2 separate regions of the Homo sapiens genome follow, and region 2 is linked to region 1. The links are chromatin loops, found by intact Hi-C in ENCODE. Cell type or tissue: CD4-positive, alpha-beta T cell. All regions are shown on one strand.

Region 1 (8,000 bases):
ATTGCTTGAACCTGGGAGGCAGAGGTTGCATTGAGCCGAGGTGGCACCACTGCTTTCAAGCCTCGGCAACAAATGGAAGAGACAGTCTCCAAAACAAAACAAAACAAAACAAAACAAAAAACCAAAACTTTTCATTGCCACCTTCACAGATATCCAGAAGTCACTGGAAAAAGGAATCTACCAATGAATCTCAGCATCTCCTCATTTTGCTCCTAGACCTAAAACCACCTTTGTATTGGGTGACCACCAGCCTCTAGATTTCTCTCCTCTGGGGATACCAAGAATTCACAATCTGCCTTTAACATGCTTGTATTTCCCATTGTACCTTCCCCATCTTTACTGAGCCAATGCTTCACCTCACTCGTATCTATATGCCTGTTGGCTTTAATTCTTTCCTATCTGTCCAAATCTAATTTATTCTTTAGGGCTTGGCTTAAACCCTATCTCCTCTGTGTGAGAGAGAATTTAATGGTCATATGTCTACATGGAAAGCCAGGCACTGTGCAGAGATTTAGGGATTCAGAGATGCACCATGAATAAGGACAGAACCTGCCATCAGGGAGCTCACAGTCTAGTAAGGGAAACAGATTGGAAAGAATGACAGGGTACTATGGTAAGGACAATGGGACTGTGTAAACTCCAGCAGCTCAGAAGACACAGTTATCAGTTATGTGTGTAGCACTGGGAAGGTTTCCTGTGGGAGATGACATCTGAGCCAGGGTCTGAGGCTGAGAAAGGGGCTTCTTCAGGAACTCCCCCTGCTTTGAACTCCCATAGCACTTATTAAGCCCAGACCCTCCATGGACTCCCACTTTCACTGCCTTTGCTTGCAAGTTTACTTACATTCTGTCTCCAGCTAAACCAATTTGGAGATCTTGCCCGTGTTCCCCATGGTCTGAGCACAGGGCCCTGATACCTAATAGAGGCTCATACATATTTGTTAAATGAATAGAATAAGTTAATCCCACAGACAGGTTTTTCTCTCCTCACATATTTTATCCAGAGCTTCCCTGAGCAAGTCAGGGGGCTAGATTCCTTCCTAAGGCTTCAGGAAGAATGGCCAAGTCGTGGAATATGCCCCACTTCATGGCCTTTGCTCTTTTACTCCCTGGCTCCCCAGTGTCTCTTTCTGCCTCCAAATGTGACCCTGCAAGGCCTCTTTATAAAAAAAAAAAAACAACTCCAGGCTCCAAAATCTCTCCCTCAATAAACTACCCTTTTGACTAAGCTATGGTATATAATGGAATACCATGCAGCTGTGGGGATGGCTGAGAATGAGACCTCAACGTAGACACCTTTTTTTTTGAGACAGGGTCTCATTCTGTTGTCCACGCTGGAGTGCAGTAGCACAATCAAGGCTCACTAAAGCCTCAACCTCCCCAGGCTCAAGCGATCCTCCCACCTCAGCCTCCGAAGTAGCTGGGATCACAGGCACATGCTACCATGCCCAGTTATTTTTTCGTATTTTTAGTAGAGATGGGGTTTTGTCATGTTGCCCAGGCTGGTCTTGAACTCGTGAGCTCAAGCGATCCTTCCTCCTTGATCTCCAGAAATGCTGGGATAACAGACATGAGCCTCCGCACTCAGTGGATGATTCTGGAATCAAATACCGGTGGATTCCCAATATTTGATTCTGGAACTATGTGGATGTTTACCTGTTTAAAAACTGTATTAAAAACTGTAAACAAAAAAACAACCAAGGTAAACCTCACATTGAAGATGATGAAAATAATTCACCCAAGACTGAATAACTGATAGGTAATTGGATTTTCACTTTGAGCTTCAATAAATTATTTGTTGAATGAACATGTGAATATTCCCCCACTGCACCTCTGGACCCCCACTTTAGTCCCTTGCTCTCTCCTCCTCCCTGGAGAAGCCTTCTACACCTAGGGAGAGCCAGAGGCTGGACACTGGAGAGATAAGGGCACAGGCCAACCACAGCCCTCTGTACTGACCCTGGTCTGTCTCCTGGATATCCCATCAAGTACAGGCTTTTTGGTTAAAGTCCTTGCACTTTGATGATTTCTATTTCCAGTTTCCCTTGGGGGAAGAGATGGAGCTGGTATTAATATTTTACAGTTGGGAAAATGATCTGGATATTTCATGTGTTCATGGTCAGTTGACCTTGAAATTGAAGGAACCCAGGTTTTGGGGTTTCTTTTTGAGATGGAGTCTCGCTCTGTCACCCAGGCTGGAGTGCAGTGGCGCAATCTCGGCTCACTGCAATCTCCGCCTTCCGAGTTCAAGCAATTCTTCTGTCTCACCCTCCCAAGTAGCTGGGATTACAGGCTCCCGCCACGATGCCTGGCTAATTTTTGTATTTTTAGTAGAGACGGGGTTTCGCTATGTTGGCCAGGCTGGTTTTGAACTCCTGACCTCAGGTGATCCGCCCGCCTTAGCCTCCCAAAGTGCTGGGATTACAGACATGAGCCACCAAACCTAGCCGCTTTCAGCATTTTAAAACTGATTATAAATCTCCAGCCTGGATCACATGCCAACCTGGATGCAGGCAAAGCCATCATTTTAAAAATCAAAGCTCATTATGTCATTTTCCTGCTTAAAGCCCTTCGGTGGCTTCTAATTATCATTAAGATAAAAGTCCAAACTCCTCATTGGGGATTATAGGGCCCTACAGAATCTGATCCGTTTTTTTTTTTTTCTCCCTCATATAAAGCCATCTGGGTTTGGTACTTTTTGTTGTAAGTAGATTTCTAACTACTGATTCAATTTATTAAGTCTGTTTAGATTTTGTTGCCTTGTGTTTTTTTGGTAAATTATATTTTCTAGGAAACAATCAATTTCAAATTTATTGGTATAAAGTTCATAGTATTATTACTTTTTTTTTTTTTTTGAGATGGAGTCTCACTCTGTCGCCAGGCTGGAGTGCAGTGGCACAATCTTGGCTCACTGCAACCTCTGCCTCCCAGGTTCAAGCACTTCTCCTGCCTCAGCCTCCTGAGTAGCTGAGACTACAGGCGCATGCCACCATACCTGGCTAATTTTTAGTACAGACGGGGTTTCACCATGTTGGCCAGGATGGTCTCGATCTCTTGACCTTGTGATCTGCCCGCCTCAGCCTCCCAAAGTGCTGGGATTACAGGCGTGAGCCACCGCGCCCGTCCACTTTTTTAAATAAACAAAACCAAGCCACTTCCTCTGCAAGCCTGCCTTGAACTCCCAAGTCTGCATTAGATGGCCTTTGAGACAGGGTCTTGCTCTGTCACCCTGGCTGGTGTGCAGTGGTGTAATCTTGGCTCACTGCAGCCTCAACCTCCTTGGCTCAAGCAATCTTCCTGTCTTAGCCTCCTGAGTAGCTGGGACTACAGGCGTGTGCCACCATGCCTGGCTAATTTTTTTTTTTTTTTTTGTTTAGAGACAGGGGTCTCACTGTGTTGCCCAGGCTGGTCTTGAATTCCTGACCTCAGGTGATCTGCCCGCCTTGGCCTCCCAAAGTGCTGGGGTTATAGGTGTGAGCCACTGCGCCTGGCTCCTGCTCTTCTAAGTGTTCTTGTAGCAGCCTGTACTTAACTTTATGGCTTATTTTCTGTTTTCCTCACTAGAATGCAAACTCCTTGAAAACCTTGCTTAGTGCTTGGGTCCATGGTAGGCGATCAGTAGAGTTGTAGAATGAAGAGAGTGAATTATACCTTCTTAATTCCTAGGAAGAATTCCCATTCTTAGGACACAGAGAACAAACAATACATCATGGGCATAAATAGCTCTTTTCCTTTGCGCAATTACATTCAGATCCCTAGTATCACTCTTTTTTCTTTTTTTGAGATTGCTCTGTCGCCAGGCTGGAATGCAGTGGCGTGATCTCGGTTCACTGCAACCTCCACCTCCCGGGTTCAAGCAATTCTCCTGACTCAGCCTCCCGAGTAGCTGGGATTACAGGCATGTGCCACCATGCCCGGCAAATTTTTGTTGTATTTTTAGTAGAGTTTAGTAGAGTCTGTGCTAATCTGTGCTAGCCAGGATGGTCCCGATCTCCTGACCTTGTGATTTGCCCACCTCGGCCTCCCAACAGTGTCACTCTTTATGGTTATGATCCGTCTCTGGCCGTTCATTCCACTCCACTCCATGCGACTCAGGTCCCTGGGGAGGCCTATTTTCTGGAGTAGGGCTGGGTCTAGGCTGGAATCGCGCAGCCTCCCCTTCTCTGGCTCTGGGCCAATGAGCCCTTGCACGGAGCCTTCTTGCCAGCAGGTGGCACTTGAAGCCTGAAAGCTAAACCAGACCCTGTCTCCTCCTCCTTCCTGTTCCGTTTCTTGAGAGAGCACATAACCCTGCTTGGGCTGTGCTAAGGCTTGCAGTCAGATGCCCTCGCCACGGGGCTTGACTCCTGGCTCCCAAGCTGCCGTGCCTGCTTCCTTGCCTGGATGCAGTCATTGCCTGGACCTCTCCTTTGCCTTAAGAGTCCAACAGGGTTATAGAGCATATGCTCTAGCCAGAACTAAAACTAGGTGGGGCACTTAACGATTGTGTACTCACATTCTTTGTTTTTGAGACAGGGTCTCACTCTGTCGCCCAAGCTGGAGTGCAGTGGTGTGATTTCAGCTCACTGCAACTTCTGCCTCCAGGTTCAAGTGATCCTCCCACCTCAGCCGCTGGGACTACAGGTGTGTGCCACCACACTCGGCCAATTTTTATAATCTTTAGTAGAGATGGGGTTTTGCTGTGTCGCCTCAAATTCCTGGGCTCAAGCGATCCTCCCACCTCGGCCTCCTATAGTGCTGGGATTACAGATGTGAGCCACCATGCTGGATGAGCTGAGTCTTGGAGGAGGGGAGGCTTATTCTATCTAGGTTAGAAGAAACAATCTGAATAAAAACCGAAGCAGAAATCAACCCTGTGTGTTCCCATATGCTCCCCAGCTCATCAAAAACTCTGCCTACTAAAATCGTCTCAGGCTGCTCACATGTCACCTTGCCTGAGGACTTTTTCCTTGGGGGACCTTGGTCTCTTCTGGGTCTTAGCTTGTACCTCTCACCTGCACATTTAACCTATTGTGCCAAAGTGCGGCTGTCATGTCTTCTTGAGCACCTGGACCACCCTCTGCTTCCTCAGGCACTCCTAGGAGCTGGTGGAGTTCATTTGGAATTCCATGTACCTGTGATAGGTACCCTTGACCCTGGGTTTCAAGATGTTGCATGTGAGATCCTGACCCTCTCCTGCCATGCTCCAGCTTTCAGCTTTAGCGAGCCCAGGCCAATCAGCAGATCTCTTGTAGGGAAATGAATGTCCCACAAAGGCCGTGAATGAGACTCCTCTTTCAGGCTGGAGAAAGGAGGGTCAAAGGAAAGAGTGATTTTAGGATTCGGGGACAAATTTAAGAAAAGCTCACATTTTGCTTATGCCCCAGGCCTGGAGCAATGAGAAGAGCAAAGCCTTTGCTTTGATACCAGGGACACCCCAAGAGGGGAAAGGTGGCAGACAGATGATAAGATAGGAGAGTGGCCAACTCCTTTGAGAGATAATCTGATATCCCAGAAAGGATGTTAAAAGTGAGGTTGTGGCCTGGTGTGGTGGCTCACACGTGTAATCCCAGCACTTTGGGAGGCCGAGGTGGGCAGAACACTTGAGGTCAGGAGTTTTGAGACCAGCTTGGCCAACATGGTGAAACCCTATCTCTCCTAAAAATACAAAAGTTAGCCGGGTGTGGTGGTGCACAGTGGTAGTCCTAGCTACTCAGGAGGCCGAGGCAGGAGAATCACTTGAATTTAGGAGGCAGAGGTTGCAGTGAGTGAGTCAAGATCGTGCCTTGGTAACAGAGTGAGCAAGACTCTGTCTCAAAAAAAAAAAAAAAAAAAAAAAAGGAGGTTCTTAAACTGCTCTGTAAATGCTGGGGTTAGTACCTTCCCAGTGGAGCCACAGGTGCAGAGCCAGGCCTCTGTTCTTCTCTGGCTGACAAGCACTCCCTACTAACACATTCAGAGCAGCCGCCTCACAGGAAGGGCCGAGTTTTCGGTATGGTGGTTCTATGATGTTGGCCGTGCCAAGGAGACATGCCAGGAAGCGCTACCTGGAGGTTCTGGGGGCTGCAGGCATTTTGGAGGAAAGCTGAAGCAGAGGCTTTGGGACCTGGAAGAAACCTCAAGGCTCCTTTAGCCCATCCCTAGCTGTCATTTTATAGATGAGGAAACAGGTGGGAAATGACTTGCTCAAGACCACACTGAGTTAGTGGCAAAATTGGGTCCACCATACAACACTGGTTGTTATGGTTCTTTTTTTTTTTTTTTTTTTTTTTGAGGCAGAGTCTCACTCTGTCGCCAGGCTGGAGTGCAATGGCGCGATCTTGGCTCACTGCAACCTCCGCCTCCCAGGTCCAAGTGATTCTCCTGCCTCAGCCTCCTGAGTAGCTGGGATTACAGGCACATGCCACCATGCCTGGCTTTTTAGTAGAGACAGGGTTTTACCATGTTGGTCAGGCTGGTCTTAAACTCCTGACCTCATGATCTGCCAGCCTCAGCCTCCCCAAGTGCTGGGATTACAGGCATGAGCCACTGTGCCAGGCCGGTTGTTATGGTTCTTAAAACTTAGGTCCTTATGGTGAAATGCATAGGGTAACGTGGCAAAACTCGTCTCTACAAAAAATACAAAAATTAGCCAGGTGTGGTCGCGTGCACCTATAGTCCCAGCTGCTCAGGAGGCCGAGGTGGGAGGATGGCTTGAGCCTGGGAGGCAGAGGTTGTGGTGAGCCAGGATTGCGCCACTGCATTCCAGCCTGGGTTGCAGAGCGAGACCCTGTCTCAAAACAAAAGCAAAACCAAAAAACCCCACACAACTTAGGTCCACCATACTAGATGATTCCTCACATACTCCCCATCTTAGTTCTTTACTGTGGGGCATGAATAAGCAAGGACTGTGTACCTTGGCCCAGAATGAAATGCTAACCAAACTGTGCGGGGACAATGCCACCACTAACCTCCAAAAGCCCTCACTTTTTGTCTGTGCCTAAAGCTGCTCTTCATCAGAAAGAACCAGACTCTGGTAGAAAGAAAACAGGTCTGCTTCCAGCAAGATCTCAAATCCAGTGGGGACATAAAATGAAAAGGGCCTAGAGGACCCTAAAATAAAGGAGACAGGGAACTTTGGGGATGTTTATTGCAAATGGTTATAATTTAAGTGATATTTACAATTGTTTAAGACAGAGGGCAAACAGGCTCTGAGCCAGGCCTCAGCTTTAGAGGCCCATCCTGGAGAGGAAATGGCACTTGCAGGGAACATGAGCTCAATCACTATTGCTCACTAAGCACAGGGTCACACTGGAGTCATCTTAGGGAGGCTGCGAGGAAGAAAAGGGAGTGCACAGAGCCATGAAGCAACTACTTTAAATTCTGAATCTTGCTGTGTTCCCACTGAGCATGCTGCCTTCCTAGAGCAGGCCTTGGAGCCATCCCAGGGACTAACACAGATCCTTCCTGGGGCGCAGGCTTCTCACACTAGCGTAGGGTGCCTAGGTCATCCTCATCATTGTTTATCATCACAGACTTCTTTCTGCCTGCCAGATATCTTCCCTACTTGTGGCTTTAAAACACCAGCAGGAGGGAAGTCAAGGAATGTTCTTGTTAGTATAAATCCATAGCAAAAACGATTTGAGAACTGGATGCTTCCCAGGGTTGGCAGGTGTGTGGATGGTTCCCTGAATTCTTTATCCACAGGATGCTTGAATGGGTGGTGCTGTTGAGGCTGACAAATGTCTGAGCTTTACAGACTTGTTCATGTTTTTGAGAACCTATGGGGATACTCATTGGGCAGAATCAGAGCCCAGCAGAACACGGGGACGGGGAAGGGTAAAGAGGGGAAACCGACAGAGTCCTGAGGTCATCCCGGGAGGAAGGGGGACTACTTCCAGAAGCAGCAGCACAAAGGGCTCTGCCGAGACTCTGCGGAGGGGGTCCAGGGTACTGGGGGTGGAGGGGTCCCCTCTTGCAGTGTGGGGTTACTGTTTGGGTAAAGCGAAGTCCCAGGCAGTTTCCTGTGCACATTTCCACATG
Region 2 (8,000 bases), 510 kb after region 1:
TATGAGATAGTAATAAAGTTTTGATTGTCAAAAGAGTTCTTTTTTCTCATCTTCTAAAGCCAGTTTTCTTTAAGTACTCATCCTTTACACATACACACACATGTGCCACTTGTGTATTAGGCAATATTCTAAGCAAGTGCTGTAGATGGAGAGGTAGATATAAGACATGACTTCCACCCTCATGGAGCTCACAAACTATTAAGAAAGCCATGTAGACCATTAAATTCAGAGAAATATACTACAGTAAGGTATAGAATAAGTGGACAAAGGAGCAGAATGATCAGCTGTAGGATAACCTGTTCAGCTGTGTTGCTTGGCTTTTTAAGTACTGTGGGAAAAGTCCCATGCTTTTTATTTTTATTGAGTTTTTGGAATGGAGAATTGGTGATAACTAATCAAATACTTAAACTAAACTCAGAAATCCTCCTAAGTATGTTGAAAGGAAAGGTGTTGTTGTTGTTGTTGTTTCCATTATGGAAGAGAGCTGAGAATTAGATACCTAATTACTTAATACTCAAGTCTATTCTTTTTTTATTGATACATAATAATTGTACATATTTTGAGGGTGTCTGTGCATGTATACAACATATATACATGTGTAATGATCAAATCAGGGTAAATGGCATATCTCCCTCAAACATGTATTATTTTTTTTTTGTTGGGGACATTCCAAATCCTTTCTTCTAGCTGTTTTGAAATATCCAATAAATTGTTGTTAACTATTGAACACTAGAGCTTATTCCTCCTATCTAACTGTAATTTTGTACCATTAACTAACTTTTCCCTATCCCCTTCTCTCCTCTACCCTTCCCAGCCTCTGGTAAACATTATTCTCCTCTCTACTTCTGTGGGTTCAACTTCTATGGGATCAGCTTTTTTAGCTCCCACATATGAGTGAGAACATGTGGTAGTTGTCTTTCTGTCCCTGGCCTATTTCATTAAATATAATGTCCTCCAGCCTTATCCATTTTGCTGCAAAGGACAGGATATCATTCATTTTATTGCTAAGTAATATTCCATTGTGTATATGTACCACATTTTCTTTATCCATTCATCCCTGGATGGGCACTTAGGTTGATTCTGTATCTTAGCTATTGTGAATAGTGCTGCGGTAAACATAGGAGTGCAGATATAGCTTTAACATACTGATTTCCTTTCCTTTGGATATATGCCCACTAGTGGGATTGCCAGATTGATTGTATGATATTTCTATTTTTCGTTTTTTTGAGGAGGCTCCCTACTGTTTTCCATAATGGCTATACTAATTTACATTCCCAGCATTTCTCCACATCCTCACCAGCATTTGATATTCTTTTTCTTTTTTATTATAGCCATTTTAACTGGAATGAGATGATATTTCATTGTGGGTTTTTTTATTTGTTTGTTTTTGTTTTTTTGTTTTTTGGGTTTTTTTTTTTTTTTTTTTTTTTGAGATGGAGTCTCGCTCTATTGCCCAGGCTGGAGTACAATGGCACGATCTCGGCTCACTGCAAGCTCCGCCTCCTGGATTCACACCATTCTCCTGCCTCAGCCTCCTGAATAGCTGGGACTACAGATGCCCGCCACCACGCCCGGCTAATTTTTTGTATTTTTAGTAGAGACGGGGTTTCACCGTCTTAGCCAGGATGGTCTCGATCTCCTGACCTCGTGATCCACCTGCCTCGGCCTCCCAAAGTGCTGGGATTACAGGCGTGAGCGACCGTGCCCTGCCTTCATTGTGGTTTTGATTTGTATTCCCTGATGATTAGTGACTCTGAGCATTTCCTCATATACCTATTAGTCATTTGTATGTCTTCTTTTGAGAAATGTCTATTCAGATCTTTTGCCTATATTTTAATTGGATAGTTTATTTTTTTGCTATTGAGTTGTTTGAGTTCCTTGTATATTCTGATATAAATCCTGTGTCATATGAATAGCTTTTGCAAATGTTTTCTCCCAGTTCTGTAGGTTGTCTCCTCACTCTGCTGACCGTTTCCTTTGCCGTACAAGAGCTTTTTAGTTTGATATAATCCCATCTGTCTATTTTGACTTGTGTTGCCTGTGCTTTTTGAGGTCTTACAAAAAATCTTTGCCCAGACCAATGTCTGGAAGGTTTCCCCAATGTTTTCTTCTAGTAGTTTCATAGTTCAGGTCTTAGATTGAAGTCTTTAATACATTTTGATTTGATTTTTTGTATGGAGAGAGGGGGATCTACTTTCATTCTTCGGCATATGGTTATCTAGTTTTCCCAGCATCATTTATTTAAAAGATTGCCTTTTCCCCATTGTGGGTTCGTGGTGCCTTTGTCAAAGATGATTGGCTATAAATGCTTGGATTGATATCTGGATTCTCTATTCTGTTTCTTTGGTCTATGTGTCTGTTTTTATGCCAGTACCATGCTATTTTGCTTACTGTAGCTTTGTAGTAAATTTTGACATCAGGTAGTATGATGCCTCTAGCTTTGTTCTTTTCGCTCAGGATTGCTCTGGCTGTTCAAGGTTTTTTCTGGTTCTGCATAGTTTTTAGAATTTTTTTCCTATTTCTGTGAAGAGTATAATTGGTATTTTGATAGGGAATGCATCAAATGTGTACATGGTTCAGGGTAGTGTTGATTTATTCTTTATCAACCGAGGCTCCTTTATTGAATACCAGTATCTAGAACTAATTTTTATTGTCAGTGCCGTTTTAAATATCTTGGAATTCCAGTGTCACTTTAGGAAGTATGAAGATTTAGCATTACTTTCAGTTATTATTATAATATACCATCATAGATCCAACCTAGCACTCCCTTTAATATCAAATATTTGAAATACCTGAGACATCGGAAAAGCTTTTTCTGTTTTCTTAGTTATCAGAAGAAAGCTGAGAGTTGCATCTCATATTTAATATGGCTGCTATTGAACATACGCATTTTCTTTCTGTTGTTAGATTAGTGGTCACAGCCTATTTGTGTTTGGGGAAATGATAGCACAAGAATGTTATTTAACTTTTCTTGGCCTCCCAAATGTGTCTAATAGAGAAGAAAGTAAACTGTTTTATGTCTTACAATTGCTTGCCCAGAATTTTTAGCACCTAGTTGCATGTCTGGCTCATACTAGTCACTGTGAACGAACTGAACAGTCACATCATTCTTATCTGATCACAGCTCTGGGCATGGATAACAACCATGTTTTCAGCCAAACACTAATATTTTTCCAGTTATACCTTGAATCTAAAGATCACCCTTGATATATCTCTTGCTGATTAATTGGGTACAAAATAGTGGTATTTCCTTGTGGACTTTCCATTTCCTTGATTACTGAAGAGGTGAAGCATTCTTTCCACTGTGAGATACCCATACCTTTTGCTTGGTCATTACTATTAAGTACGTTTTGCTAAGCCTAATTATGTGTCCAGCATTTTACATCTAGTAACATAAGTACATCTATTCACATATTTAATCTCAACCCTATAAGTATTAATATATCGCCATTCCATAGATGAGGAAACTGAGTCTCCAAGAGGATAAGTAATCTGCCCAAACATTATATCTAGTACACTGTAGGACAAGGAATTGAATCCAGATTTGTGTGGCTCTGTAGGCTGCTCACTTTCCACTCAATTATGCTGCCTTCTGTTGACTTCATTTATGAGGAGTAACTTTTGAAAACTATAATTAGAATAGATACAGAATAGAAATAAAAATATATTGGGGAAATAATTATTACTTCTTACAAAGGGCTGTTTTGTAAATGTTTTCTGTATTAGACTTGAATACAGTGTTACCACTTTCTCCCTTCTCGTCATGCTGTAGAATCTTTAATGCCCTACCTGTCCTACTAGTTAAATGCTCCATTCTGTGATTACCAAAATAGTCTTGCTGCCCCCAAGTGACAAGTTGCAAAATAGCAGTAGTAAATAATTTAGTCACTATTCACTTATGAATAGGAAAACAGTGACCAAATAAAATGTAAATAGTTTTCATATTAAATATTTTTACTAACATACCCATCTTATTACCTCTGAAGCAAATGCCTGTTCAATGGCATTTAAACTCTTCTAAACTGCTGTTACTATGAGTTGCTGTACTTGTTAACAGTCTAAATATATCCCAATAGTATGTTAAGTTCCAAAGAATCTTTTTAAGATGGCAAGCTCCTTGAAATCATAAAATCAAATGGAATATTGAGTTTTGCTGATTAATATTTCAGTAGAACCTGAGTACTGATTTCTATTATGTGGAAAAGGAGCTGGGCAGTAAGACTTGCCTGTGGGAGCTGTGTCAGCGTGCAGGTGGACCAGCCGTCCCACCATCTGGCCCATGCCTTTTCAATGAAGGGGATGATGTTGCCTCATAGGAGTGAGCATTGATTCTTGGGGAGTAAAAACATATTGCATATTATAATGCATAAACAGATAAACAGTATATTAAACCTCCTGTGGGAAGGAGGAGTAATCAGGAAAAAAATGCCTTAAAAAGCTACTTAGGGTGGCAATAATGAAAAAAGTGTTGATAAATAGTGACCTAGCCTTTAATACCCTTTACCTCCTCAATTCCAATAACCGTCATTTATATTGTACTCCGGCAAACCACTTCAATGGCTGTTCAGGGCCTTCTTTCCTAGAACTGTCCCACTTATAATATAAATTAGTATGTTAATTTCTGATAATTTATTTTCTTTCTAGACCTTTTATTCACTCACTCACTCCTTTGACCTCATCCAGACCTTTAAGCTACTGGCATCTTTCCCTTAACTTTTTACTGTCACCTTCCTCCTGTATCACTTCCTTTTCTATCCAATTTAAACTGTGTTGCCATTCTCTTCTTAGTATGCTACCATCCCTGCCCTTTTGTCTTTTACAGTATGTACTCTATAAACTCCTAATATTGGACTAATCTAGACCTTTATCCTATCTATATCTAGGCTATTAAATATTACTAGAGAGAAAGCATGTCATAGTGTAGAATGGGCCACTGCTTGTGTTTTTAATCATATTTTCTTCCCTCATATCCCCATAGTAGTTATTCTAAGACTTCACATCAAGATCCCCATCCCACCCTTAACCTTCTCCTAGAAAATTGAAGTTAACAGTTAGAAGCTTTCTAATTCTTAAAACTGTAAATGCAACTGTATCTGTACTGAATTTTACACGATTTCCATCAAATTCCAAGAAGAGGTGGCATTTTCCTATTTAGGGCTAGCCCCTCCACATGTTCTTAATCCCATTCCTTCCTCCTAGTATCTTATTCCAGTTTCTTTTTTGTGTTCCCTGTGTTTTTAACCTCTCCCTCTGTGACTTTCTTTCTTTCCTAACAAAACTGTCTGCATCTTCTCTCACTTAGTATCAAATCACAGTTTTTTTTTTTTTTTTTTGAGACAGGGTTTTACTCTGTCTCCTAGGCTAGAATGCAGTGGCATAATCACAGCTCACTGAAGCATCTACCTCTCAGACCCAAGCAATTCTCCCACCTCAGCCTCATGAGTACCTGAGACCATAGGCATGTGCCACCATGCCCAGCTAATTTTTTAAATATTTTGTAGACAGGGTTTCCCTACATTGCCCAGGCTGGTCTCAAACTCCTGAGCTCCAGTGATCCTCCGCCTCAGCCTCTCAAAATACTAGGATTACAGGCATGAGCCACTGCACTTAGCCCAAATCACAGAAATTTTAGAATAGAGTCTAGCACATAGTTGCTCAGTAAATGATTGTTGCCCGAAAGAGGAAGCACAGAAAGATTTGAATAAACTTAGTGTGTATATTTGCATCCTAAGCAAACATAGGTGAATAGCCTAGTAGCAGCATGTTAGATGAATGTAGAGGGCTTTCCCTCAAGTTCTTAATCCACTAATTATCCCTTCAGTTGATTCAGACCTCGATTTTATTCATTTTAAAAAGGCTTCCACAAACCCTTTAGCTATCAGTCATCCAATATCTATTATCTATCATCATCAATAACTAAATATTTACTCTGGTTCTAGTTGTGGCATACTAGGCAATCAATCAGTCCTTCCACCAAGAAAAGTTAGAATTGTTAGACAAAACATAATACACATCTGTTTAAAGATACTAGAGAACTAACAAAATAGCAAAAATTGCTAGGTAAGGGTCTAAATAAGAGGAGTCCCAGGAAGATGAGACTAGTATTTAGGTGTGCTTTTTCCTCTGGGGATTTATGCTAATTGAGGAGAGTATAGTGGAGAGGCCAAGAAGCTGAGCCACACTTGTTAGCCTAGAGGAACCAAAGCCTTAGAGATTGGTGTCTAATGATCACTAAAGTAGGCGAAACAGAAACCATCTTGCTTTGATTTGGAACCTGTAAAGGCTACCATTGTAGAATAAGGATTCACCTAGTATAGGCTCTTTCAGGTACTGTAGCTCATCTTTCATTCATCTCAATCCTGTAAATTAGATTGAGGTAGTCCTGGAATACTGGTAATCCCCGAGTGCTGATGCTCACAGGTTTCATGCAGAAGCAAACATAAATCATCCCTGGGAGGAGATAACATTATTCTAAACCTTAAATTATTTCTACAAATAATTTTGCTTTTTTTTTTTTTTTTTTTTTTTTTGAGACAGAGTCCTACTCTGTTGCCCAGGTTGGAGTACAGTGGCACAATCATGGCTTACTGTAGCCTCATACTCCCAGGCTCAAGCAGCCCTCCCTCTTAGCTTCCTGAGTAGCTGGGACTACAAGCACATATCACCATGCCCAGCTAGGATTTTTTGGCATTTTTTGTAGAGCTGTGGTTTCTCCATGTCACTCTGACCGGTCTCAAACTCCTGGGCTCAAGCGATCTGCCTGCCTCAGCCTCCCAAAGTGCTGGATTACAGGCATGAGCCACCATGCCTGGCCAGTTTTGCAGATATTAAATTAGACATACAATAAAAATAAGCAGATACACAATACCTACAGAAACAATAGACATTACAAACAGACACAAGGACTCCAGATATTGGTATTATCAGACATAGCCTTTAAAATAATTATACTTACTATATTCAGGGAGATAAACAACAAGGTTGAGAATATTGGCAGATAACTTGATTTTTTGTTTAAAGAACCCATTGAAAAATTTTAGAAGTGAAATATAATGGATGGGTTTAATAGCAGATTAGACATAACAAAAGACAGAAATAGTGACCTTGAGTAAGGCACAAGAAACTATTCAAAATGAAGTGTGCAGATACAGAAAGATGTAAAATATAGGAAAGGGTAAGAGACACAGTATACAGTGGAAAGGCCTAATATGTATTTAATTTTATTGGAGTCTCAGAAGGAGAAGAGAAAGAGGATGGGAAGAAACAATATTTAAATAAAGAGTTAATGGCTGAGAATTTTCCAAAATGATGAAAGACATCCATTTACAGATTTAAGAATCCCAACCAATACCAGCCAATATAAAAAAGGAAATCTGACTGGGCGCGGTGGCTCACACCTGTAATCCCAGCACTTTGGGAGCCCAAGGTGGGTGGATCACTTGAAGCCAGGGGTTTGAGACCAGCCTGGCCAACATGGCGAAACCCCTTCTCTACTAAGAATACAAAAATTAGCTGGGCATGTGGCACACATCTGTAATCCCAGCTACTCGGGAGGCTGAGGCATGAGGATCGCTTGAACCTGAGAGACGAAGGTTGCAGTGAACTGAGATCACACCACTGCACTCCAGCCTGGGTAATAGAGCAAGACTCTGTATCAAAAAAATAAAATAAAAAAGGAAATTTCCATTGAGATATATTGGTAGTAAAACTTCAAAAGCCAAAGCCAAATGGAAAAATCTTAAAAGCAGCCAAAGAGAGAAAAAAGTTTGCCTTCAAAGGAGTCCCTGTTAGACTGAATGCTGACTTCTCAATAGCAGCAATGAAAGCCAAAGACAATGGAATAGTATCTTCAATTTCTAGAAAGAAAATAACTGTCATCTTAGACTTCTATACTCAGCAAAAAATATCTTTCCAAAATAAAGACATTTTCAGACAGAGAATTTGTCACCATCAGATCTGCACTAAAGGAGATACTGAAAGATGTTCTTTGGGCAGAAGAA

The links. Peaks named below come from ENCODE experiments on the same cell type or tissue, not always from the same donor. Only the 100,000 strongest peaks of a DNase experiment are listed, where the experiment ranks them.
Region 2: a loop joins it to region 1, with 11 times the contacts of the local background. A loop is called at or near these places in 57 of 110 quality-filtered maps.

What each region holds. Positions count from the first base shown.
Region 1 is chr10:72,360,250-72,368,249 of GRCh38, forward strand. It overlaps MICU1 (mitochondrial calcium uptake 1), which reads right to left. Exons shown (of 12, transcript NM_001195518.2): 12 at 7,091-8,000. The coding sequence ends at 7,946. Among named protein-coding and RNA genes, the nearest start is that of DNAJB12, 9.3 kb to the left of the region's middle. In CD4-positive, alpha-beta T cell, a CTCF peak has its summit at 4,197 (motif pointing right); a DNase peak (open chromatin) is centred at 4,232; H3K4me3 peaks cover 295 bases; H3K27ac peaks cover 445 bases.
Region 2 is chr10:72,871,607-72,879,606 of GRCh38, forward strand. The region is part of intron 6 of MCU (mitochondrial calcium uniporter); the gene reads left to right. Among named protein-coding and RNA genes, the nearest start is that of OIT3, 18 kb to the right of the region's middle. In CD4-positive, alpha-beta T cell, no CTCF peak of the experiment used is centred here; a DNase peak (open chromatin) is centred at 3,835.